Linked DNA regions of Homo sapiens: all the other regions are linked to region 4. Evidence: chromatin loops called from intact Hi-C (ENCODE). Cell type or tissue: PC-9. All regions are shown on one strand. Links, peaks and the distances in the headings refer to the core of each region. The heading gives the core; the rest is flanking DNA. Region 1 overlaps RAD51B (RAD51 paralog B). Region 2 overlaps RAD51B (RAD51 paralog B). Region 3 overlaps RAD51B (RAD51 paralog B). Region 4 has its middle 110 kb from the start of RAD51B-AS1.

The links. Hi-C counts contacts between places; a loop is a spot of excess contacts. Peaks named below come from ENCODE experiments on the same cell type or tissue, not always from the same donor. Only the 100,000 strongest peaks of a DNase experiment are listed, where the experiment ranks them.
Region 1: a loop joins it to region 4, with 7 times the contacts of the local background. A loop is called at or near these places in 5 of 110 quality-filtered maps.
Region 2: it touches region 4 in a loop (8-fold over the local background); 5 of 110 quality-filtered maps call a loop at or near these places.
Region 3: it touches region 4 in a loop (11-fold over the local background); 2 of 110 quality-filtered maps call a loop at or near these places.

Annotation. Positions count from the first base shown.
Region 1 is chr14:68,455,947-68,462,232 of GRCh38, forward strand. All of the region lies in intron 9 of RAD51B (RAD51 paralog B), which reads left to right. Among named protein-coding and RNA genes, the nearest start is that of RAD51B-AS1, 230 kb to the right of the region's middle. In PC-9, for the core only: no CTCF peak of the experiment used is centred there; a DNase peak (open chromatin) is centred at 3,265; H3K4me3 peaks cover 1,772 bases; H3K27ac peaks cover 4,000 bases.
Region 2 is chr14:68,475,953-68,482,238 of GRCh38, forward strand. It overlaps RAD51B (RAD51 paralog B), which reads left to right. Exons shown (of 11, transcript NM_133510.4): 11 at 1,696-2,141. The coding sequence ends at 1,712. Among named protein-coding and RNA genes, the nearest start is that of RAD51B-AS1, 210 kb to the right of the region's middle. RefSeq lists enhancers at 192-1,391, 388-607. In PC-9, for the core only: no CTCF peak of the experiment used is centred there; a DNase peak (open chromatin) is centred at 3,529; H3K27ac peaks cover 3,642 bases.
Region 3 is chr14:67,931,810-67,938,095 of GRCh38, forward strand. The region is part of intron 7 of RAD51B (RAD51 paralog B); the gene reads left to right. Among named protein-coding and RNA genes, the nearest start is that of RAD51B, 120 kb to the left of the region's middle. In PC-9, for the core only: CTCF peaks have their summits at 2,370 (motif pointing right) and 2,572; a DNase peak (open chromatin) is centred at 2,402.
Region 4 is chr14:68,574,728-68,581,013 of GRCh38, forward strand. It overlaps a transcript of RAD51B not described here. Among named protein-coding and RNA genes, the nearest start is that of RAD51B-AS1, 110 kb to the right of the region's middle. RefSeq lists an enhancer at 1,677-1,846. In PC-9, for the core only: a CTCF peak has its summit at 3,068; DNase peaks (open chromatin) are centred at 1,534, 2,094 and 3,304; H3K4me3 peaks cover 1,175 bases; H3K27ac peaks cover 3,190 bases.

The sequences.
Region 1 (6,286 bases), core at 1,256-5,255, 120 kb before region 4:
AGCTATATTGATGCACATTTTTTGCAAACAATTGAAATTAAGGTGGTATCAATCTGAACTAGTTTTAAGTTAAAATGTTAATGGCAATCCTCAGGGCAGCCTCTAAGAAAATAACTCAAAAATGCATAGTGGAAGAAACAACAAGAGAGTTAAAATTGTACACTAGAAAAATACCTAACACAAAGAATGCAGTAATGACAGAAGATAGTAATGGCAAAACAGAGGAACAAAAAGGAAATACACACAGAAAACAAATAGCAAAATGGCAGGCATATATCCTACTTTATCAATAATTACATTAAACGTGAGTTGATTAATGCTCCAACCAAAAGGCAGAGATTGACAGAATAATTTTTTTTAAAAACAACATGATCCAACTATATATGCTGTCTACAGGAGACACACTTTGAGTCAGACACAAATAGGTTGAAAGTAAAAAGATGGAAAAATACATGTCATGCAAACAGTAAAGAAAGCTGGAATGGCTATGCTACTATCAGACAGATTAGACTGTAAGACAAAAATCATTACTGGAAACAAAAAAAGAGACATTTTATAATTATAAAAGGATTGCTCCATCAGGAAGACATAACTATAAATGTATGTGCACCTAACACCTATGCCCCAAGATACATGAAGCAAAAACTAATAGAATTGAAGGGAGAAATAGAAATTCAATGATAATAGCTGGAGGCTTCAATACCCCACTTTCAATAATGGATAGGACAACTGGACAGAAGTTCAGCAAAGAAATAGAAGACTCAAACAATACTCTATGCCAACTAGACCTCAAAGGCATCTATAGAACACTCTAAACAACAGCAGATACATGTTCTTCTCAAGTATAAATTAGACTACAAGTTGAGCCTCAATAAATTTAAAAGATTGAAATCATACAAACTTCTCCAATCACAATGGAATGATTTTTTTTTTTTTTTTTTTTTTTTTTTTTTTTTTTTTTTTTTTTTTTTTTTTGCTTTTTTTGAGACAGAGTCTCACTCTGTCACCCAGGCTGGAGTGCAGTAGCACGATCTTGGCTCACTGCAACCTCTGCCTCCCAGGTTCAAGCAATTCTTGTGCCTCAGCCACCTGAGTAGCTGGGATTACAGGCATGCACCACCACACCCAACTAATTTTTGTATGTTTAGTAGAGACAGGGTTTTGCCATGTTGGTCAGGGTGGTCTTGAACTCCTGGCCTCAAGTGATCTGCTCACCTCGGCCTCCCAAAGTGCTGGTATTATAGATGTGAGCCAACACGCCCAGCCCTGGGATGAAATCGATAATCAGTAACAAAAGGAAAATTTGGAAATTCTCAGTTCTGTGCAAATTTAAAAACACACACAGACACACCCCTAAATAAGCAATAGTTCAAAGAATAAATCACAAGAGAAATTAGAAATGAGTGAAAATGAAAACAAAAATACAACATATCAAAGCTTATGTGGTGTAGTTAAAGCAGTAGTTATAGGGAAATATACAGTTTAAATGCTTATGTTAAAAAATTATTGCATGTATATTATACCTAAATAAAGCTGATATTAATGTAGAAAGAATTGGTGGCCCATATTTTTGACTGTATAAATTTGCATACTACCATATATTTGTAGTTGATAAGTTTTCTCTGATTGTGGTATAATTCAGGAAGAATTACTAATACTTTCTTTTTTTTTGAGACGGAGTCTAGCTTTGTTGCCAGGCTGGAGTGCAGTGACACAATCTCAGCTCACTGCAACCTCCACCTCCTGGGTTCAAGCGATTCTCCTGCCTCAGCCTCCCGAGTAGCTGGGATTACAGGCACGTGCCACCACGCCCAGCTAATTTTTGTATTTTTTTTTTTTTTTTTTTTTAGTAGAGACAGGGTTTCACTATGTTACCCAGGATGGTCTCAATCTCCTGACCTCGTGATACGCCCACCTCAGCCTCCCAAAGTGCTGGGATTACAGGCGTGAGCCACTGCGCCCAGCCCTAGGAATTATTAACACTTTCAAACCACATGTAAAGTTCACTGAAAAAAAAAAAAAAACCAACATGGTTTTTAAATTGTGTTAATAAATATTAAGCTTGTAGTTAACTATATGCATGCTAAAGTAGTTAGAGAAAAGTGTACTGATGTTTGCAATTTACTTTGAAATGTAATAACAACCAGAACAAAAAATAAGATGGGTTGATAGATAAATAGATATGTGCTAAAAAACAAGTGTAATAAAATTATTTTGGTCTTTTTGTTTCCGTTTTTTGAGACAGGGCCTTGGTCTGTCACCCAGGCTGGAGAGCTAATCATAGCTCATTACAACCTCAAATTCCTGGGTTCAAGTAATAAAATGTTAATGGCAGAACCAGTTGATATGTTTATGGGTATTCACTATAAAATTCTTTCACTTTTGTTTTATGTTTGAAAAGGTTCATAATAAAATGTTGAGGAAAAAACCGTAAACTCAAAATGTCATTCTGACCCTGAACTATTTACTATTCCATAATTTACTAAGTTAACATCCTACTGATCAGAAAAAATTAATATTTTCTTTAAGGAGCCCTAGCTCTTTTCTAGGCAATACTTTCTTATACTTTGGGAACTTGATGTGTTATATTATAGGTAAACATTTTGAAAACAATCACCAGAGAGGTGTTATACAAGAGCATAATGATATTCTATGAGGAAATAGGATCTTATAACCTCAGGGTCAAAATTCCTAAGAGACTCTTCCCAGAGACTACAATTATATTATTTATATATCATATTATTATATTGTATATTATTATTTATATTATATTTTTTAGGGATTCAGATCAGCTTACTTTATGTCCCCTAATTTCTGTAGAAAAACTTGGGAAGTAGGCCACATGTAGACAAATTAATAAATTCATGCCTGCTCAAATACAGTTCATTTTTCCATCCTGCCATTTTCCAGCACTGTATTACTTCTACAGATCTTGCTCTTCTATTATGAGAAGGCAGTTTAGATGCCGCTAAACTCATTCTCTGCTCTGCCCGCATAATCCTGCAAAGCTGCTGGTGTTGAGGCTTCAGTGTTCCATGCAGAGTGATTTTCCAAGTGATGAAGCAGATTCTAATCAGTCTAAGATCCAACTACAGACTGGGAGTTGGACCTCTGCCACCTTTCCCTCCAGCTCTCGCAACACAATGGGGAATTCCTGTGAGGATCACTGGGTACACTTCAAGCTCCCCTGATCCTATGGCCTCATTCCAGTCACAGATCTTCCTGTCTGGAGCATTTCCGGCCCTTCTGTCCTTTGGCTTGGAGAGTTCAGCTCAACCTGGGAAGGGACAGAAGACTTTGGGGTTATCAAAAGCCTGTTGAATTATCTGATGCAAGACTAACTGGTTTGTTTGCCTCCCTGGCTCTCTTCCTGAGCTTCAAAGCAGCTGAGAAAACAACTTTTTTCTAAGTCTTGGACAAGGAGGAAAACCCTGGCATGAAGGATTTCTGTCGCAGACACTTGGCATAGCTAGAGGAAAGGTTTGTTTAACTTACCAATGGGTTTTATTAGCCTAGGACTCCAGTTGAAGTGAGATAATAGGGTCCCTGTAGAAGGACATTTCAGTCAGTGGGCTTCCTCCCTAATTTCTCGACAGGACCCTTGCATGCAGATGAAAAGCATCAGACACATTCAACAAGGAAATCCCCACTGAATTTATCAACGACCACGTAATCTTGCTGATCATGAGGGAGACTGAGACAGGATTAAAAAACTAGCAGGACAGGAAATTGTGTATGGATGCAAAGTCATATTGGGGAGCTATCTACTTCAATTGCTTCTTGCTGAACTTCTCTTTGCTGAACGTATTACATTGTCTCTGGGCCCCACATCTTATAGCAGATAGCAGGGATAGAAAGAAAGCCAGTCCTACCACCTGTCCTTACAGGAAGAAACTCTTCTGCTTATACTTTTCCTCTGCCAGGTCATTTCACTCTTCCTTTCACCTCCCAACCAATGTGAGATTTGGGGTTGGGGTGGGAAGGGGAAGGAAATAGAAGAGAGGAAGAATTCATGACTGGTGTACAGGAAGCCTTCCTGGCACAGGAATTAGAGAAGAGAAAGTAGAAGAATCAGTGCCAGCTTACCCTCAGCCTCATGGCCGCCTATTCATGTCTGCTTTCCTGGGCCACATAGGCAAAACTCACTTTTTCCTAAGGTTGGGGCTGTATTGCAGGAACTCATGTAAACTGCCAGGACCAGAAGTCTATAAAAGCAGCCTCCAGGCCGGGCACAGTGGCTCACACCTATAATCCCAGCACTTTGGGAGGCTGAAGCAGGTGGATCACCTGAGGTCAGGAGTTCGAGACCAGCCTGGCCAACATGGTGAAATCTGGTCTCTACTAAAAATACAAAAAATTAGCTGGGTGTGGTGGCAGGTGCCTGTAATCCCAGCTACTCGGGAGGCTGAGGCAGGAGAATCACCTGAACCTGTGAGGCGGAGGTTGCAGTGAGCCAAGATCACACCACTGCACTCCAACCTGAGCAACAAGAGCAAGACTCCATCTCAAAAAAACAAACAAACAAAAGCAGCCTCCAGGGTAGCCTGTGCCCAAGGTTCCTGACATCTCTGTGCTGCCTGCTCCACACTGGCCTTCCTAGCCACCCATGGAGAAGGACTGGGCTGGGTTGCCTCAGATGAGGGCCACACCTATACTTTAAAAAGGAGGACCCAGACACTATCCCTAGAAGGTGTCGCCATCCTGGAGAAGGCCTGGGGTGACTATGCCCAGCACTTTCTGTTCTGTGGCTCCTTTTCCACTTTCTGAGCCTCTTGGAAGTGGGATCAGGCCAGGAAAAACATGTGATGCTATAGCAAGCTGAAACCAAAGACTTGACTTTGGGCCTGGCCAAGCCAAGAATCTTGGCAGTGATTGACTGGGAAGCCTGCTGTTTTCTATGGCATTTTCTGAGTCCCCTAACTCTGGGAAGAGGGAACCAGATAAGTCCTAAAAATGGATATGAATCAGTAGAGCTTCTGTGGGTCATCAATTTGTGCATTTATTCACTCATTCATTCTTGTATTTCATAATGAAGCTTCTCTTACGTATATAGCACCACACTAGAGGTTTGTGGGACCAGAAGGAGCAGCAACAACAAGAATGGGTCAAATAGATTATGTTAAATTGAGGTAACATTAACCATAAAACAGTAAAGAAAACTAATAATTAGAGAGTACAGATAAAGTATGAAGAGATTAGAGAGAGATGACTTTAGGCTGGAGAAATCGGCTGAAGCTTCTGGAAGAGGTGACATTTGTATTTAGACTTTCAGGGATGAAGGGCAGAATGAAGACTGCCAGTGTGGAAGCTTGCGAACAGCTGAGGCAGCCCGCACGGATACCCTGTCCAGCTCCCTTCTTTGTCTTGAATCATGCAATATCCATGCAGGGAAAAAAAAAAAAAAAAAAAGCCCTTATTTGCTGTTATGTATCCTGCCTCATTTAATGTATTATCCCAGAAAAGTAGATTGAGTTGTATGTGGCAGATTGGGAGCTGCCATCATGGTGGTTAAAAGTACAGACCAGGTAGTACAGAACCAGGTAGCCTGGGTTGGAACCCAGCTTCAGTACTTATAAGCTACCTACCTTTGAGGATTATTGTGAAGATTAACGTCCATTGGTTGTTGTTGTTCTCATCAGCATTATTACTGTAGGAACCCTGGAAGTCTCCCCTACCCACCCAAGTCCTATTGCACTTTCTATCATGACAGACCATTTCTCTTTTTTGAGAGTCTTATATTACAATGCAGACACACCTGAGAGGGCTAATGCGTGAAGGTTTACCAGCCCTCACTTTAGGGGTAGAGATAATTAGCTGACAGCTTATTTACTAAGAGCAAAATAGAAACCTGGGGAGAGGGACATAAAAGAAGGAGGAGAGAGTTTACAAGGAGAAGCCCATGGGCCCCAATGGCCAATTTTCCTTCCACGCTTTATTTAGAGTACATAGGCCTCTGTGTTTCTACTTGTCATTGGAGAGAAACCTCCACACACCAGCATAGGGATGAAGTGAAGAACAGTGAGGAAGATGCCTGCCCATCATTCTAGGAGCCCTCAGCTGAAAAGCACCGTATTGGGCCCTAGAGAAGGGAACAGAGTGAGATTACAGAAAATGCCCCAGATCTGCTGAGTCCCACTGAAAATTCAGAGCTTGCCTCTAAAAAATAAACTGAGGTAGAAACAGGTAGCAGTATTTTAATAAGTGCACATTTACAGAGTGTAAATTGAATCTGCCTGGCCCAGAGTGTGGTACTCAATAAATGTTTGTTGATGGATGGATTGAATGC
Region 2 (6,286 bases), core at 1,395-5,394, 99 kb before region 4:
AGCTGCATTTCAGTGAGTTCAGTTCAGCAAATATTTGTTGAGCATCTATTGTTCACAAAGCATGGTGCTCAGGGGTCAAGAGATATAAGGCTGAAAAAAAAAAAAAAAAGGTCCCTTCCTTTTAGTAGCCCAGAATCTAGTTAGGAGAGATGTAGTTAAATAAGTTTAATCAAAAGCCAACTGTGATACCTATTACCAAGGTTCAAACAGTGGAATATAGAAGGATAAAGGGAATAGACTTATTCCAAGTAGGATGACTGAGGTAGGTTCTTGAGAGTACGTGGGACTTGGACTGGATTTCAGCTTGTGAATACTGACAAAAACCGCATTCCATTGTCTCTTGACAGAAGCCAATTTCTTTTGCTATTTGAGGATAGATTCAGGGACACTGGGGAATGCTGATTAGTTCCATCACTAATGCTGATTAGTAGTGAATGTTGAGTCATGCTGACTAATGTGTTCTAAATGGATTGACTCAACAATAAAGGCAACGTTGAGAGTCAAGAGTTCAGATCCTGAATTTCACCGATGAAGTGTAAATCATTTCGCCACTTAGTGCTTAATTTTTTTGTCAATTAAAATGTGCTCGTGGGTGAGAATCCAGTAAGTCATCTTGACCCATGAGGGCTTTACAAACTTCAAGGATAACAGACAGCTTAACAGCAACTACCAGGACAGGCTTATGCAACCTCAGGTTATTCATAGCTCACACAGAGTCAGAACACCCATCACATGCTGCTCGCCAGCCATGCGAAACTTCTGTTTCCTCACACATGCCATGAGAACTGACAAACAGTGCACTGAACTCACAAAACCCGACAAATAGAGGAGCTTTTGAAAAATCTTCCTATCTACCTACTGGGGTGTCTGTGTCTTTCTACAACAAATGTCGCCACAGAACTAAGGGCTTGCATTGCAGACACAGCTCTTTCTCTCTTTTGACATCTCCCCAGCTAGACTGCTTGAGAACCTGGCCTTCCATGTCCAGATGTTTACTGAATTCTGAAGCCCTCCCAGAGAGCCCAGGTTCTTTTGTTGCTCTCCAAATCATTTCCCACAGAGGCTGACCAGTGTCCTGAAGGAGCCCTTCAATAGGGAGGATAAATGAAGGCAGATGAAGACATGACCCCCTGAGGCTTGCCCACATCCACTGGAACAAAGGGTGTGAGGCACAACCTTGTAAGGAGTGTTTTGGTCAGCCGCGTCCCTATGCGAGGCCAAGTCTCCCCCACAGGGCTGCTTTCAATGGCTACCATCATAGTGGAAGTATTGGGCATTTGTTAAGGACTGTGGTGTGCTAGATATAGCACAAAACATCTAAATCATGGTCCCCTGCCTTTGTGAGGGCTTCCTGGCTACAGATGGCAGCTGGCTTTCTCAGGGGAAACTTGGGGGTCATAGAGAAAGCTGAAGAGGGGTGCTTGCTTCTGTGGATGACCTCTTCCCACCCAGTGCAGCGACACTCCCCTTTTGTCTATAGCTATCCTTAGTCAAGCCAGGGCTGCGGGACCCTAACCCACACTTCCGCTGTGTTTCTGGATCTCTGGTTTGCAAGGCCAGTGGCTCTGTGGGCAATACGTATGAAAGAGGACTGCTGTTGGAGGAAAGTTCCATTTAGGTTGCTGGTGGGAAGTTAGTGCATTTCATAACAATTTTTTTTTTTCAAACTTTCTCTTTTTTTTTTTTTTCCTTTAGGCCAAGAGAAGCCATAGGGATACTGTGACCTTTGTCTAGAGTTGATGGGGGTGTGATTTGTGAAATAAAACAGGACCGTACTGCTTGGAAGAAGGAAACGGAAGCTGACATAATGGGGATTAATTAGTTGATTGCTGTTGAGATGGTAACAGATTTGCTCCTAAACCATTGAGCTAGCGATTTCAGACCTAGCAGGGAAGGTGAAGATGAAGAAGCCTTTGTTCAGGTCTCTAGATGTGTAGGGCTGAGGGCTTTGCCGCCATGGGATGTCAACAGCCATAATAATAATTTGCACTTATATAGCACCTTTCAACCAGGCACCTCAAAGCGGTTTAACCACATTAATTAATTAAAGCCCACAATCCTCCTGGGGAGAGGAGGAGGATGACTAACAAGATTTGTAATTACAGGAGGGAACATTTCCGAATAAAGTATTGTCTACCAGATAAAAAGAGTAGGTGTAAAGGAATTGGGGTCTCCAAATAGTAACCGATTCAGAAATGAAATCATGGAATGATGTGGGAGGCTGGGGGCGGGCATGGGCAAGGGGGTCGACTCTGTGTCAGAGGGAGGTCGATGGGCTCAGAATTCACTGACAGGTTCAGATCCAGCCGAGAAGTGGAGCATGTATGGTATTAGTGGCATTTGAAGGTCATTAGTGGCATAACTATTGTAGTGTAAATTCAAGTTTTATTGGTATATTGTGTATAGCCCTGCAGAACAAAGACTGAGACTCATGCAGTATTTAATAAAGGATGAAATGATTTCTTTAGATTTAAAGCCCAAAGCTGGGCCAGTCAATTAGCAAATAAATCAATTGGTGACCCGTAGGATAATTTAGTCGTTTCCAGTAGAACACCCAGCCTACACACTCCTACTGCCATGAGGCTCTGATTGAAGCATCAGACTGGGTTCAGGGCAAGGTCTGGGGGCTTTAGCCCCTTCAAAGCCAGGCATTAAATCTTTCCAGCCTTTGGCCTTGTGACCTATCTTACCCAGGTTGTTAGTGACCTCAAGCTGTCCTCTGTAGAATCACTTTGTACCTGCTCCTCCATCAGAGATTTTTAGTGCATTGAGGGCTAGAATCAAGTCTCATCCTATTTCATGTCTCCTATGAGTGCCCAACAGAGTGCTGTGCACCAAGTAGGTGCAGATTGATGAAGATTGATGAAGAAAGACTGAGTCCTTTAACGACTCAGTATTTGTTGAGCGCATACCAAGTGCTCAGGTAAAGCTTGAAAACAAAGCTCAGTGTGTGCCTGCCCTCCAAAAATGTACTCCAAGGAATGGGAAAAGACTTACAAACTATTAACTATAATATAAAGCAGAATCACATCCAAGCCCCGGGCAGCAAGGGCAATAGGAAGAGCATCTTATTCAGCTGGAGTGAATCAGGGAAGGTATTGGTGTGCTGTGCATCGGAAGGCAAGAAGGATTTGGGTAGACCTGGAAGAGGCAGAGCAGGAAGATGTCCCAGGCTGTGACCATGTGTCTCCCTCTGAGTGAGGTACATTTTGAGAACTTGGGATGTTCAATAGAATGTTGGTGAAAACCAAGGTGAGTTTTCGTATTTAATCAGGAAATATACATTTCCTGTGGATTCTTATGACATGAATTGGTTAATTTCAGACATCAAGGGACTATTTGAGAAGTTGGAGGTAGGGTTCAGGATACAGTACTCCAAAATCCGGCACGTTGGCCTTGAAAAAACAGCAGAGGCAGGAAGGCCGTTGTCACCTTCCCCTCACCCCTCCTCTCCTGAAGCAGGTTGTAAAATGTTCATTCCTGAAGTGTTCACTCTCTACCCAGAGGAAAGGAATGTCCTTATCTCTGAAGACACAGGGACAGAGAAGAATCTGAACAAACAGGCCTTGCTAAATTTCCCCCAGTTTATTCCCATTAGATCATACTCTTTAGTCCTCCAATCATACTTCTGCCTGACTGTCTACTCTTCATCAAACTTAAGCATAAAAATACACAGATTTCCCTGGTTTGGGGGTGGTCTTTCTTCTTATTCTTCTTTTTTTTTTTTTTTTTTTTTGCCAGAGTCTCACTCTGTCTCCCAGTCTGGAGTACAGCAGTGCTATCACAGCTCACTGCAGCCTCAACCTCCCAGGCTCAAGCAATACTCCAACCTCAGCCTCCGAAGTAGCTGGGACCACAGATGGGCATCACCACACCTGGCTAATTTTTTATTTTTTGTAGAGACAGAGTCTCTACTGTGTTGCCCAGGCTGGTCTTGAACTCCTGGGCTCAAGTGATCTTCCAGGCTCAAGCCACCTTCCCAGCTCAGCCTCCTAAAGTTCTGGGATTACAGGCATGAGCCACCGCGCCCAGCCAGGTCTTCATTTCTAAAGGTTCTCATGTCACATAAAACTTACGTTAAATAAATTTTTATGCTTTTCTCTTGTAAATCTTGTTGTTGTTGCTGTTATTGTTGTTTGAGATGGAGTGTTGCTCTGTCACCCAGGTTGGAGTGCAGTGGCATGATCTTGGCCCACTGCAACCCCTGCCTCCCGGGTTCAAGCAATTCTCCTGCCTCAGCCTCCCATGTAGCCAGGATTACAGGCATGTGCCACCATGCCCGGTTAACTTTTGTACTTTTTTTTAGTAGAGATGAAGTTTCACCATGTTGGCCAGGCTGGTCTCGAACTCCTGTCCTCAGGAGATCTGCCCTCGTCGGCCTCCCAAAGTGCTGGGATTACAGGTGTGAGCCCGGCCTTCTCTTGTAAATCTGTCTTTTGTTATGGGGGCCTTGGCCATGAACCTTGCAATGCGTTCATGCAAGATATTACTTTTTCTCCCCTACAGTTTCTGGTGCCCAATATGGGGTGACTGAGACACCCCACTCATTCTGGATCTTGCAGATGAGATCCTGGGGCAACTGACAAAAAGCTGGAAAAATTAGAATTCTTATCAAAGTCAGCTCTCCCAGATCTCTGTCTGTAGTGCTTGGTCAAGAGAGACGTTAGAAATTTCTCCTTGTCCCTTCCTTCCCAAATTCAGATTATCAGGAAAAAAAAAAAAATGTCTATATTGTGACTCTCTGACTAAATCTGGCTTTAAGGTACTCGTTTGTTACTGATCCTTTCCCTCGCAGGGACTGCTGTCTCTTTCCTTGTTTTTCTCAATTTCTGTCCTGATAACTTGGTTTGATTTTCTCCCTGTTGGGGCATGCAAGCTGTCTTGAGTTCCCCAACCAACTTCAGGGGAGGGAACTCAAGAATACGGCTGGACAGAAATGTGGGTTGCACCCTATTTCCAGCTATCCTACCAAGTATTGCCAGCTCTTGGGGGGTTTATTTGTATATTTCTTTTGACTCTCTTTGGGGGTAGTTCTGGATTTGGGAGGGCTGCACTCTCTTTTGAGAACCCCTTCTTAGTCCATGGTGAAGTCATAAAAGGCTCTTTGGTTTTGGTTGAGTCACTTAGTAGGTACTTTCAGTTTAAAACAAGAAAAAGGTAAATGTATATGTTTTTCTCTTGTTAATCTGTGTTTTCTTGTAGTGCTCTCAGCCACGAACCTTGAGATAGGTGAGGAAAATATATTATTTTTCCTCCCTTACATTGAGCAAGATGCTGTCTGTTCTCTGCAACTCCTAATTGTTCTCTCTTCACCTCCATTGTCTGCCACGAAAAAAAAAATGCTACATTGTTCACACATTAAAATGGATCACTCAAAAGTGTCTGAAAAAAGCAAGAGGAAAACATATCCTAATTCCAAATGTCAAAAATTAAGTGGCTCCTCCTTGAGACTACCTTTTTGACCCCAAGAAACAATAAGAGAGTGCCCTATACCCAGTGTTTGACAAACCAATACAGTACTCTCCTGCCCAAGGCCCTCCAGGCCTTCACCACAAACCATGCTGCAGGGACAGGACGTAAGCACTGCCTCTGATATGGAGCACTTGCTGCGTGTCTGACACACACTTTACATACACAATCTTCTCTAATGCTTCCAGTAATCTTACAGGTAGAATTTTGTATTATTCCTTCTCTACAGATGAGGAACTGAAGCAGGAGAGGTTCAGTTTGTCACCAGAAAGGATGAAATGTGGATTTGAACTCAGGCAGTTCTACTCTCTTTTCTCTTTCATCCCTTGCCCTGTAATATTTCTGTTCACAACTCTTATTCATCCTAAGTTCACTAAAGTACTCAGCATAATACTACACACACAATAGTAAAGAACTCAGTGAATATTTTCTAAATAAAAGAATCACCAGGAACAATGCTAGTAGTTTGATCTTCTACTCTGAGCAGTGATGCTCAGAATATAGTAGAGGTTCCATCACTGCCTTATCATGTCACCATTTTTAAGGAGCAGAAGACATGCACAGGAAAGTTGCCCCAGGAAATGTTCACAAGAAAGAAGGACACAGGTAGCATTCTTCCCCGTGAGCTGATAATCTGCCAAGCTGGTACCACCCATGAGATTCTAGTGTGGCATTTTGTATCATTAATTACTTTTACTGAAAGTAATTACTTTTACTGAAAGTAATTAATGATGCAATTCAGAGATATTTTAGGGGTGTGTGTGTGTGTGTGTGTGTATGTGTGTGTGTATCAAAGTTCAACTTTGTCTCCCTAATC
Region 3 (6,286 bases), core at 839-4,838, 640 kb before region 4:
TCTTGAATTTCTTTTTATTGGGATGTGTTGCTGGAGAATTATTATGTTCCTTTGGAGGTGTCATAGTTCTTTGCTTTTTCATGTTTTCTATATCCTTGTGTTGACATCTGCACACCTGGTATAATAGTTGCTTCTTCAAATTTTTTATTTTTTTATTTTTAACTTTTCTTCAACTTTTGTTTTAGATTCTAGGGGTACATGTTCAGGTTTGTTACAAAGTTATATTATGTGATGCTGGAGTTTGGAGTACAATTGAACATGTCACCCAGGAAGTGAGCACAGTATTCAATAAGTAGTTTTCAATCTTTGTCTTCCTCCCTCCCTCCTACCTCATGTATTTTCCAGCATCTGTTGTTCCCATCTTTATGTCCATGTGTACCCAATGTTTAGCTCCTGCTTTTGGATTTTCTTTCATAGGAGATGTATCAATGGTGCTAGTTGGGTGGGCTCTTTGGCTTTGATTCTGGGTGCATTCAGTTGTGTAGTCTCTGTATTATTTCTTTAGCTATAAACAATATCTGTGTTATCTGTGATTTCCTCCATGGTTTATGGTGTGGTTATTAGTGGAGCTTATAGTGAAGTTTGGTGGGACAGGGATGCTAGGCAGGCCACTTTTTGGGCCCTATTGGTGGTAGCGGTGGGCTGATCATACTTGTTCTTAGGCCCCAGCACAGTGTGCAGTGGCACTAGTTTTAGTGGGACCAAGAGGTTCAATTCTTGGCTCCCCAGGTGGCTTGCTCAGATGCTGAGGTGGTGGTGGCAGAGGTGGGGTGGGCAGGTGAGCAAGTTCTCATGTCCCTGGGAATTTGGTATGGTGTGGGTAGTGGCAGCAGCAGTGAGGAGAAGACCCTCTGGGTCCCAAGCAGTATGTGCTAATGTTGATGGTGGCTGTGATGCAGGGTCACTATCCACAGCCCCAGACACACAGCTCTTAGACTTGTCCACTCTTGGCAGCAACAGTACTGTACTGCTATGCCAAGGAGGGGAGGGGCCCCATGTTCACGTATGAGTCTAAGCATGGAGGCCACACCACCAGTGGGGGCACAGTTACTACTTACAGCCCCAGACAGGCAGCTCCTCCGGCTTGTCCACCCTGGCCCCTGGCAATAGCAGCAGTGGCAGCGGCTGTAGTGGTGTGCAGAGGAGGAGAGAGGCTCCTGTTGTATATGTGTAAACCTGAGCACAGAGACCACTCCATTGGTGCAGGCAGGGTCACTGCTTCCAGCTCCAGACAGCTATTATGCTTACCCATCTGGGTTCCTAGTGACAGCTACTGCTATGGCAATATGCAGAGAAGGGGAGGAGATCTTTCCACTTGTGAGCTTGAGCACAGAATTTGTGCTGCCTTTCCGGTAGAATGCACCTTTGGTACACTGTAACTTTTTGGTACACTGCACCATTCCCTGAGGAGTAGTGTTTTCCATGGGCTAGAATACTGGGGACCCTGGAGCACCTTTGGGTCCAGCCAGTGCTATGCTGCTGTAGCCATTTGAGTCAACACTGGGGTTGTTAGTGGGAGATCCCAGAATGTGGAGATATGGGGCCTCTGATTTCCAGGTCAGGATGCAGTCCTATGACAGCTGTGCTCTCACAGTAGTGCTCTGCAGTAGCAGCTTAGGCCTTGGGGGTGTGACTGACCCAGCATGAGTTCCTTGTCTGGTGCAATGCCCTTGTGGGTCTCCAGATCACCACCCTTGCTAGTATCAGGGTTTGTGTGGGTAGAGGAGCTCTCCCATGGTTTGGATTGCTGCAGTCCACAGTGGGGACATGGATTGTTAAGGTTCTCTCACTTACCCTTCCCTATGATAATGAGTCCCTTGGGGCTCATAGCTGATCTTGGCTGAGTTGGTCACTTGCTTCCTTCTCCTTCTTTGCCTCAGGTGTTTCCTGTGACTAGATCCTGTTGGACACTAGTGTTCTCTTCTAGATGTTCTATTATAGGTGTGATTATTTTGGTTATATATTAGTAATTTTGGTTCTTTCTGGAGAGGGTGAGTGTCCAATCTCTCTAGTTAGCCACCTTGAATACATCTCTGCTGAGGAGTTCAGGAAGAGCAGAAGCTACCTCTATGCTCCTGCTGAGTCAGGCAATGCCTATACCTTTAATTCTACCAGAATTGAAGTAACAAATTTGTCTACTTTAGGGCAATAAATAAAGTCAATATACACCTGACTACAAAGCTTCGTAGACTATCAACATCAGTTACTTCTGACAGCTTGGTTGTAGATGTGAAAGGAAATGGGTTCATTGTATCTGATGCTGCCGTTAGACCAAGCTGGCACCACAGAAGACCTGGAATTTGTTAATACTGCTTAACTTTCATGTTTCCTGGTACAATCAGGATGAAGGGAACTGTAACCACTAGGTGGCATCTTTTAATTAGAAAACTGTGAATACTCCATTGCTCACTAGGATCCTTGTGGCCTACTTAGCAAAGCAATTGCCTGTGAGAGCAGCTGGTGGCAGTCTTTAAGATGCAGATTTCAAATAGGAGAGAAAGGAAGAGATAAAGATAAAAAGAGAGGAAAGAAGTGGGAGGGCAAGAGAAGAGAAAAGGAGAAAGTAAACAGGCGTACTGTGAAGGAAGTAGTAAAATGCCATCAGTAATTAGCTCAGGAAAGTGGTATTTATGGCATTTGTTGCTTACCATTGTTTCATTTCTTTATTTATTTGACACGTATTTAATGGGAATTAGGAATTCTGGCTGAGGATACGAGATGCTGTTTCTACCCTCAGAGAGTTGATAGCTAAAGGGAGTTTAAAATATCTCAACTTAAAATCTTGACCCCCTTCCTGTAGAGTATGTTAAATAATACATGAAATAATACCTTTTATTTTTAGTTTTATTTGTTTCGTATTCTCTATTTCATTCCCCTATCAGAGAAAAGAGTTTCTGGAGTACTCTAGTTGACATACTTTGAAAATTAGCCCCTTGAGGGCAGGGAGTGTATATTATTGAGGAATCTGGAGCATGTTGTTCCATCCCTGACTCTTATTGATGGGGGGGAATGTCCATACGTTGAACGAATGGTAGGATCAGATGAGAAACCTCAGCAAGGTGTCTCCTGGTTATAGTCTACAGCCTTCCTGGCTCTTTGTAGAATTTAGGCTTCTGACTTTGAATGCTTTCCTGACAGCACCATACTCTCCTCTGCTATATAGCACACTATCATATTGCCTGTTTACGAGGCATTTGTGTTTCTCCACAGTGATGAATTCTTTTATGGTAGGGTCTGTTTCTAATTTAATTTATTTATGTAGTTTCAGTGTTTAGCAGGTGGTGAGTGCTCAATAAATTTTGGTTAAATGAATGAATAAATCTGACTAATTATAGTGTACTTGGTATAAGATAAATTTGTATAGGAATCCTTTTGGAGAGAGTTAATTTTTGGATATGCCAGAAAGACCATCCTTTAAGATTTTTTTTACATATGTGAGGATGATTAGGCAATTACTTTGAGTGTAAGATATGGTGCACTTTCAAAGATAACCAGAAGATATACCAGTTGTATGCTAGAGATGGATTTGTAGTGCCAATTCTACAAATACAACTCTTAAAAAAGTTTTTTTTTCAGAGACAGTCTTGCTCTCTTGCCCAAATGGGAGTTCAATGGCTCGATTATAGCTCACTGCAGCTTTCACCTCCTGGGGTTGGGTGATTTTCCTGCCTCAGCATCCCATGTAGCTAGGACTACAGGCACATACCATCAGGCCATGCTGATTTTAAAATTTTTTTGTAGAGATGGGGATCTTGCTGTGTTGCCCAGGCTAGTTATAAATCCCTGGCCTCAAGGGATCCTCCTGCTTTGGCCTCCCAAAGTGTTGGGATTAGAAGTGTGAGCCACTGCCCCTGGCCAACTCTTTTAAATTTTAAAGTGGATTCTGTTGCGTTGTCTTAGATAAGTAGCCCAGCTGCAGTCTTCTTGTTTCTTTTTTCTAAAATAATAGGCACTGATGACATCTATTATTTGCTCCTTCAGGATCTAGGGCCTGCCGAGGACTTCATCTTATAAAGATGAGTATGAGAACTGAGACAAGGTCAAGTAGAGTAGTAAAAGGTGGGCAGAGAGGGATTTCACTATGGCGGAATTCTATTATACCAGAGGATAATGTCAGTAGGCCAACGTCTGTTTGTTGAATGCCAGAACTTTCATATTCAAGAATATATATTAGAAAATAGATGTCATTTTATTAATAGACCTTTTTAGAAAGGTCTATCTTATAAAGGACACATTATAAAAAGCCTTCAAAAAACAAAAATTTTAACAGCTTTTTGAGATATAATTTACATACCATACAATTCACCCTTTTAAGGTACACAATATAGGGTTCTTTTTTTAGCATATTGACAGATTGTGCAACGATCACCACAGTCTAATTCCAAAACATTTCACCACCCCAAGAAGAAACCCTGTACCCAGTAGCAGCCACTCTCTCACTCTGCATTTCCACCTTCCCCAAGCCCTTGGAAATCTCTATTTGCTATCTCTATAGATTTGCCTGTTATGGACATTTCATGAAAGTGGAGTCATATAATGTGTGTTCTTTTGTGACTGGCTTCTTTCATATAGCATAAAGTTTTCAAAATTAGTGTTGCAGCATGTTATCAGTATTCTTCATTCCTTTTCATTGCCAAATAATATACTGTTGTATAGATAGAACTCATTTTGTTTATCCATTTATCAGTTGATGGACATTTGGTTTATTTTCACATTTTGGGTATTATGAATAATGCAGTAATAAGCATCCATGTACAAGCTTTTGTTTGGACATATGTTTTTATTTCTCTTGGTTATATCCCCAGGAGTAGAATTGCTGGATCATATGGCAGCTCTGTGTTTAATAATTTGAGGAACTGTGAAGCCACTTTTCCAAAGTCCTACCAGCAGCGAGCTAGGGTTCCAGTTTCTCCACATCCTCACTAATACTTGTCATCTTTTTCTTAAAAATTACAATAATCCTTGTAGTGCTTGTGAAGTGGTTATGTCATTGTGGTTTTTGTTTGCATTTTCTAATGGCTGATGATGTTGAGAATTTTCAAGTGTTTATTGACCATTTGTATATCTCTTTTGGAGAAAGTCTATTTAAATCTCTTGCCCAGTTGTAATTGGGTTGTCTTTTTATTATTGTATTTTAAAGTGCTCATTTTATATGTTGGATACAAGACCCTTAATAGATATTTGATTTTCAAATATTTTCTCCCATTCTGTCCTTTTACTTTCTTGATGGTCTTACTTGTAGCAGAAATATGTTATATACACATATATGTAAATGTAATATTTATAGCATAATGAAATAAAGTAGTTTAGAAGGATTTGCAGTAGGGTGCCATGAAGGGGATAACAGTTGTCTTTTATTGAAATTCAAAGCTGAGCCCTAAATCCATATGTAATACAATTATGGGAAGCCAAAAAAGAACAGAAGCTGCTCAGAGTGAAACATAATGTCCTACAGCACATGACACACCTTCTTCCTGTCTTTGTGATATCCCAGTTACAAGCTAGTTAGAGAAATGATAGGGATTGGGGTAGTGAGAAAAGAATAGTTGTTTCCTTTGGTGTCTCAGGTAAGATATACTGTTAGAGATATAGCTAGAAATAAAACCAACCGGTTCTAGCAGAGATGACGATAATTCTACTTTTGTCAAATCACCACCAGAGAAATCTCCTCTCAGTTGATTAACATCATGTGCCGCAGGCTGTTTCTTTCTTTTACTCTAGGTATAGTGGGAGTAACCCATTGGCAAGAAAAACTCATATTTAGGTGGTAAGGGGAAGGCAGGTAGAGAAAATGAAGTGTGTCTTTGACACAGTATGAATGGAGGTGCTCCCCATTAGGAATTGAGCAGGTAGACTGTGTTGATGAACATAGAGTAACACGCTGGGATGGTTGTGGCCACTTGTCTGTCTCATTGGTCCATCTCTCCCAGTATTCCATTTGAAATCCTTCTTCAGCCCCTTACCACAGCTTCAGGTTGATATTGAAATACAATGGTAATAGTGAGGGTATTTTAAAAGTGGACTTTAAAGCTGAGTTACATTAAGAAATGGGCATATCTGGCAAGTTACAGGCACAGGTAAGTAACTTTTTTTTTTCTTTTTTTGCATTAGGGGTTTGAAATAGTGCACCGATGGCCTTCTGAGAAAGGTGTCTACCTTCTCAAGGTTTTTCTATAGAATGACTTATCAAAATCCATATGGATTCTTGACCGAGGCTTTTCAGCTGGATTATGTGAAAAGCTGTGGATTTTGTAAAGAAGCCTGGCATGTGCTCCAGTGTGTTTCA
Region 4 (6,286 bases), core at 1,201-5,200:
CATCACCCTTCTCCAACAGAAAATAGTTTATTTTTATTTTTTCATGGCTGGCAGCAAGGCAGCACCTGTGGTAACCTCGTTAGTCAATTCCAAGAGCTCCTCAGAGAAGGGGGAAAGCCTGCCAATTTAGCAAGGATTTTTGGTCTCCAGTAGCTATGAAGTGTGGGGGGGATTGGGGAAATAAGCCCAGGAGCAAGAGAGGTTGGGGATGAGCAGTCTTCTCATCCAAATCCACTCTGAGGTTAGAGAAGAGGAAAGCACGCCATTGACTGGTTTTCTGATTGCCTTCATACATCCAAGTATGTTCTCCACAATGACTTTTTCTCTAGTGGGAAGCCATGGAGATGGACTTAGATAATACCAAGTACCATTTCCTGCATGCCTTTTGCAGGCCAGGCATTGTGCCAAGCCCTTCAGATGGTGCTCCTCAGTGGGAGCTTCTCAGCCAGGGTTTTCTGTCAAAGATACTGACTCGACAATCCTAGAGGATATGGAGTTTATTTATTCCCAACTGGAAAGTGAGGGACTCGAGTCTCTGAGGGGTTAGGTGACTTTCCCAAGTTCTCATAGCTTCTAAATGGTAGGGCCAGAAATCAAATGCTGTCTGATGCCAAGGCTTACATGACAAGCTCCCTCCCTGCTCCCTGCTCCCCCTGCCCCTCATTTCTCTGGCAGTCACCAGATTTTATTTTCCCCAGGATGAGAATCTGTAAAGGTTTGGGGTCTGGCTGATTTGGACTGAAATGGGCTCTGTGGCCTCTTCCCTGGGTCTTAGGCCCCATTTGAAAAATTGAAATGGACCGTTGAATCCCAGAGCCTTGCGGCATGGTAGATTGTGAAATAATTCCATCTCCTCCCCTCTCCCTCCCCAACGCCACACACCCATGGTGAATGGGGATTCTCCCAATGAGGAAGGCTCAGCAACTCCCAGGGCCCCTGACCTGTTCATTCTAGAAGCTTCAGGAGCAGCAGTCCCTGCACCCAGGCTCATGCCCCAGTTGGCAGCCAAGTTCATCCTCTGGACACCAACATAGCTTCAAAAGAGTCAGTGTCAGAAAGCCTCATACTTACCTTACCGTTTAGGGTAGTTTTTATTTTGAAATACATATAGAAAGATATATTAATCAGGGTCCCAGCAAGAAACAGAGTTCTTTTCAAAAGGATTTGACTAAGAAGAATGTAGTGAAGGCACAACTTATAGATGGACGGGCAGGGTTCAGGGCAGCAACAGGAATGTTGAGGCACCCAGGAACTAGCAATAGTGGGAAGATGATACCAGCCCTCAGCCAAAGGAGCAAAGAAAGGAAATAGTGTGACTGGGGCCTGGTGAGTCTTGGCAGCATAGAGGTGGCCACCTGGTGAGAGCAGTGGTCCCAAGGGCCACAGTCCCTGCCATAGCCAAGCACCAGAGCAAAGAGGGAGCAGGGGAAGAGACACCCTCCTGACCTCCAGCCTCCTGCCTGTACCTCACATTTGCCGGACACAAAAGGAAGCTAGAGGCAAAGGAAGCTGGTGATTCAGCTCCTAGCACTCAGCCCCAGGGGTCACAGAGCAGGGCACCAAAGGGAAGAGAATGAACATGAAGGGAGAAGGCAAATGGAGAAAAATAAGCACAGGGGACACCTTCCTCCTTTTCGTGATTAGGATTGTTACCATTGCAGACCTGCCTGCCACCCCCAACCCAGAGGACCTTGAGGCTTTGGGGAATGAGAAGTAAAGCCCCCACTAGAAGGTTGAGGATGCATAAAGCTTAAAACCCTTGTTCTAGGGAAAGTGTCTTTGCAGCCTTTCCATGGCACTTAGTGAGGAATGAGTCTTGTTTCCAGATGGAGATGCTAAAGCATCCAGGCATGCCAGCCCTGGGGAATGCAGGGAAACAGTCTTAGGGATGGACCCAGGCCTTGGTACTTTAGAGCTTCTAGGGTATGAGTCATCTTTGCCTCTTAACAATCAGATCAGTGGTACCCTTCTGACCTCTGTCATTTGGCTGCACTGGAGGCAAGAAATGGTTTGGACTCACGCAGGGGCATGATGTTAGTAAGGAAGGGGTCAGAGGTGAACCTAGCTTGGGTGCTCCACCTCTTGACTCAGAGTCTGTGCTCTTTGATGAACTTTCTGTTACCTTGGGATCTTCTACAGCAGGTCCTGGTGTGCAAGTATTTCAAGATCAAGATAAAATATTTCATTGTGTTTTATTTAGGAAAAAAATGGTAGATGAAAGCGGAACCAACAGGGGCATTCCGTTTGTGGTTTGCTGAGATTCCCTGGAAAGCAAGCTTGGGAGGCCAGGGTCTGTCAGAACACAAGACCAATGTCTTCTCCAAAACTTGGATGAACAGAAGGTGCTTACAAGCTGACAGGGAGTTATGGGGAAGGAAGCAGAATTTCCAGTTTGGTTCCAAGTCTTTTCTGGTCTTGACCTTTAGCCTAAAAACAGAGGGCCCAGTTGTTCTCCATTATTACTGTAACTCAAAAGGAGACACATGGGTCCGGGAGAGAGTTGGGAGGCAATACTAGGTTTGCACGTTCTGAGTTCATGGACACCCAAGGAACTGCCCCTCCCTAGGATAACTAGAGCCAAGCCACTGGACCCTTCTCATCCTGTGGCCTTGTCTACAATTTTAATCATTTTGAAGATGAAGGTTTTGAAGATGAAGGCCCAGCCTCAAAAAGGAATAACCAAGAACAACCCTCTCTCCCTCCTTTAGTTTAGATGCTTCCACAGTCAAATGTAAAATTATTCATGTGCTTTTACTCATTATTCATCTGATTTTATGTAAAAAAAAAAAAAATGGAATCCTAGGCTGGTCACTGCATGGTGTTCTCAATCACAAGCCATGAGCCAGGGTTCAACATGCTCCCTTCACTTCAGACCTTCCTCACAACTGAGCCTGGATCCCACTCTGGACCTCATGATCCGCCTACCACGGCCTCCCAGCGCGCCCAGCCCCTGCTTTATTTTTCTATATAGCACTTATTGTTACCAGATACATTTGTGTTTATCACCTCTCTCATCACACACACACACACACACAGTTAAAGGCAGGGACTTGGTCTATTTTCTCAAAGTTGTGTCCCCGGCACTTAGAATCCTACCTGCCGTGGTGTACATGCTCAATAAGTACTTATTAAGTGAATGAATGGAGTCAGACATGTCCTCAAGGGTAGGTTCAAATCAGGGAGAATGGTGGGTGTCCTTACTGCTTTATAGGATTTCATGCTGGCCCCAGACTTGAGTCATTTCCATCAGGCAAATTCCTGAAATACTTACTGGTCTTCCTGATTCTGTGGTATGTGCTTGTCAACAGCACATTGTCGAACACGTTGCTGCCTATGCAACACTATGTGGCAATGGCTGTTGAAACTCGTTGCTAACAGAAGTGAAAGCAAAGAAAAGCAAAGATAAAGAACGTAATGGCTGGGCGCGGTGGCTCATGCCTGTAATATCAGCACTTTGGGAGGCTGAGGTGGGCAGATCACTTGAGGTCAGGAGTTCGAGACCAACCTGGCTAACATGGTGAAACCCCTTTTCTATTGGCTGGGCGTGGTGGCATGCACCTGTAATCCCAGCTACTCGGGAGGCTGAGGCAAGAGAATCGCTTGAACCCGGGAGGTGGAGGTTGTAGTGAACGGAGATTGCACCATTGCACTCCAGCTTGGGCAACAAGAGGGAAACTCCATCTCAAAAAAACAAAAACAAAAAAAGGAGAAAGAAAGTAATTTCCCCGCCATGGATGATATGACATGGCAGCTTTCATGGAGGTTTCAGAATCTGCCGGCCCACCTCACACATGACTTCCTATGCAATTAGTATAAAGCAAAGAGACAACAGACAACACTTCACACCTGAGCCCCAGGTCCTGAATGTCTTTGGATAGCCTCTCTCCTTGAAGGATATATTGACTCACAGGCAAAGGGCCCTTATAATGATATAAAGGAGACCAAGTTGGAAGGAATAGATCACAGGAAGGTGAAGCCCAAAATCCAGAAGGGAATTTCAGGGAAAGTGGTCTGGACTCAGGTACCCTGCCCAGATCCATGTGCCTTCCAACACGTGGCAGACAGAGAGGTGACAAGACAAAGGAGGAAAGCATGCTCAAGGGATAGCTAATGGGTGTGTCATTCGACCTTCCCAAGACCTAGCTCTCTGGAAATATCAAGGGTTCAGGGGGCTGGGTCATAGGCTTGCTTTCCTTCTAGCTCACTGTGTGGACCTGGATAAGTTGCTTGGCCTTACCCATCCACCCTTAGTAGCCTCTTCTCTGGCCCCTTCCATGGTTCTGTGCAGAGTAAAGAGGTAGGACACACAGTAGGGCCCAGAAGGGTCTCCTGGCAGTCACTGATGCCAGATTCAGCTCTCTTGACTCTCCATGTTGGTGACGACACCACCAATTTTCCTTTGCACACATGGCCTCACCTTGAAAATTCAAGAGTCTACAGTCAAGTCACTTCTGCTTCTAGGGGCCTCCCAGAAGCACCTAGTATTCTGTTTCAAGTCCTTTGTCCAGCTGCTTTCAAATCACCAAACTCCTCTCTCCCTCCCCTCCATTACTACCCATGGAGATCCAGAGGAGGGACTTCTTAACTTCTCAGACAGTGAATTGAGGGAGCTCAGAGATTTCTTTTATTCCTGGAGCACAGAATGTAACGTAGGTGCACCAGATCAAAGGCATAGCAGCAGCCTGAGCTTCTCTTTGACCAAGTCCTGGGAGGCAGGCTGGGTGTTTGTGTTTGAGGATAGAGTGCCAGATGTTGCAAATAAACATAGAAAACACTCATTTAAATTTAAATTTAAGATGAACAATGAATACTTTTTTTAGTATAAGTGTGTTTTATAAAATATTTGAGCCATATGTATACCGAAAAATGATTCCTTGCTTGTCTGAAATCCAGATTGTGTTGGGTGGTCTATATTTTACCTGGCAGCCCATTTGCATGTTTCCTAAACACACCGGCAGCTCCCAAATCAGCCTGGAGAGAGCTGAGCCTGGTGCGTGGGGCATACCTTACAACCCCAGTTTCTGTTCCCCACCCATGTTCTTTCCAAGGAGGCTGGCTGCCCCACTGTCAGAGTGTCCAGGAAAGAAAATAGAAGAGAGAAAATGGTCATGGGGTTCACGGGCATTGTGCCCCCACCGTCGGCTGCAGCAGAGACTCAGTGTGGCAGATGCCTCCACGTCTCCAGCCCAGGCCCAGTCAAGCAAGGGCCCTAAGATCTGCCCAGAAGGAGAAGGTGTGGGAGGGGGCGGTGCCCGCAAGTGGAGGTGGGGGACAGGAAAGGGAAGGGCCCGCAATGCCAGCATGGAGCTTCGAAGGGGACTTTGAAAGGTGCTGCCTATGAAGCACTGCTTTCCTCCAGAGCAGCCATCCTACCTGCCTGCCCTGAGACCCCCGCTGGCTACCATTATCCCAGGACAAAACAGGGCCCGGGCTCCCGGTTCCCCCTCATTTCCTCTTTCAGTGTATTTTCTCTCCTCCATGTTCTGGAAGTTTCTCTCAGTGTAAGCCTTGTCAGGGAGGCCTGCCACTCTGCCCCACCTCTTCGCCTCCTGCTTGCCCTGCGGCCAGCTGTGGTTTGGCCTGATCTCAGAGCTTAGCACACAGCAGGTCTCCCAGGGTTGGAGGTCCATCCTACCTTTGAGTAGCTGTGTGACCTTGGAGGAGGCCTGTCCTACCTTTGAGTAGCTGTGTGACCTTGGACTACTTAGTGCTCGGCACCTCTGCTTCCTCATCTGCAAATGGGCACTCTGGGCAAGATGAAGTGAGTCACTGAGTGGGAAGTGTTTGGGACAGTGACCCGCGTGGAAGAGACATTGTTATACACGTGGGCTTTATTCCACCCCTGCTGCTCCACTCAGCTGTTCCTCAGTCACCTCCACTGATTTTGTTCTTAGCTGTAGCCCTTCTTGAACCCCTGCCGTCCTAGGTGCACACGCCTGCCCCACACCTCCCACTGTCCCCTCCCTGGGTGCCCATGACTCTCTTCTTCCCTTTCAGTTATTTTCCTCTCTCAGACCCATCCAACCAGCCCCATTTCCCCAAGGTTCTGTTCTAACCTCTCTTTAATCCTTTTTCCCTTGGAGATCTCAAGGAACAGATGGGAGCCTCAGCACAGTATAGCCTTGTATGTGCACAGGCCATTTCCACACGGGGCGGGGACGTGGCAGCTGTGCTTTGGCGGTCATCTCTGGAGAAGGGCGGCTGGGGCTCAGGAGGCTGAGGGAGCTCCTGCTTTTCACTTTCTTCCCTCCTGTGAGATTCAGTTTTTTTCATAAGCATTAATTAC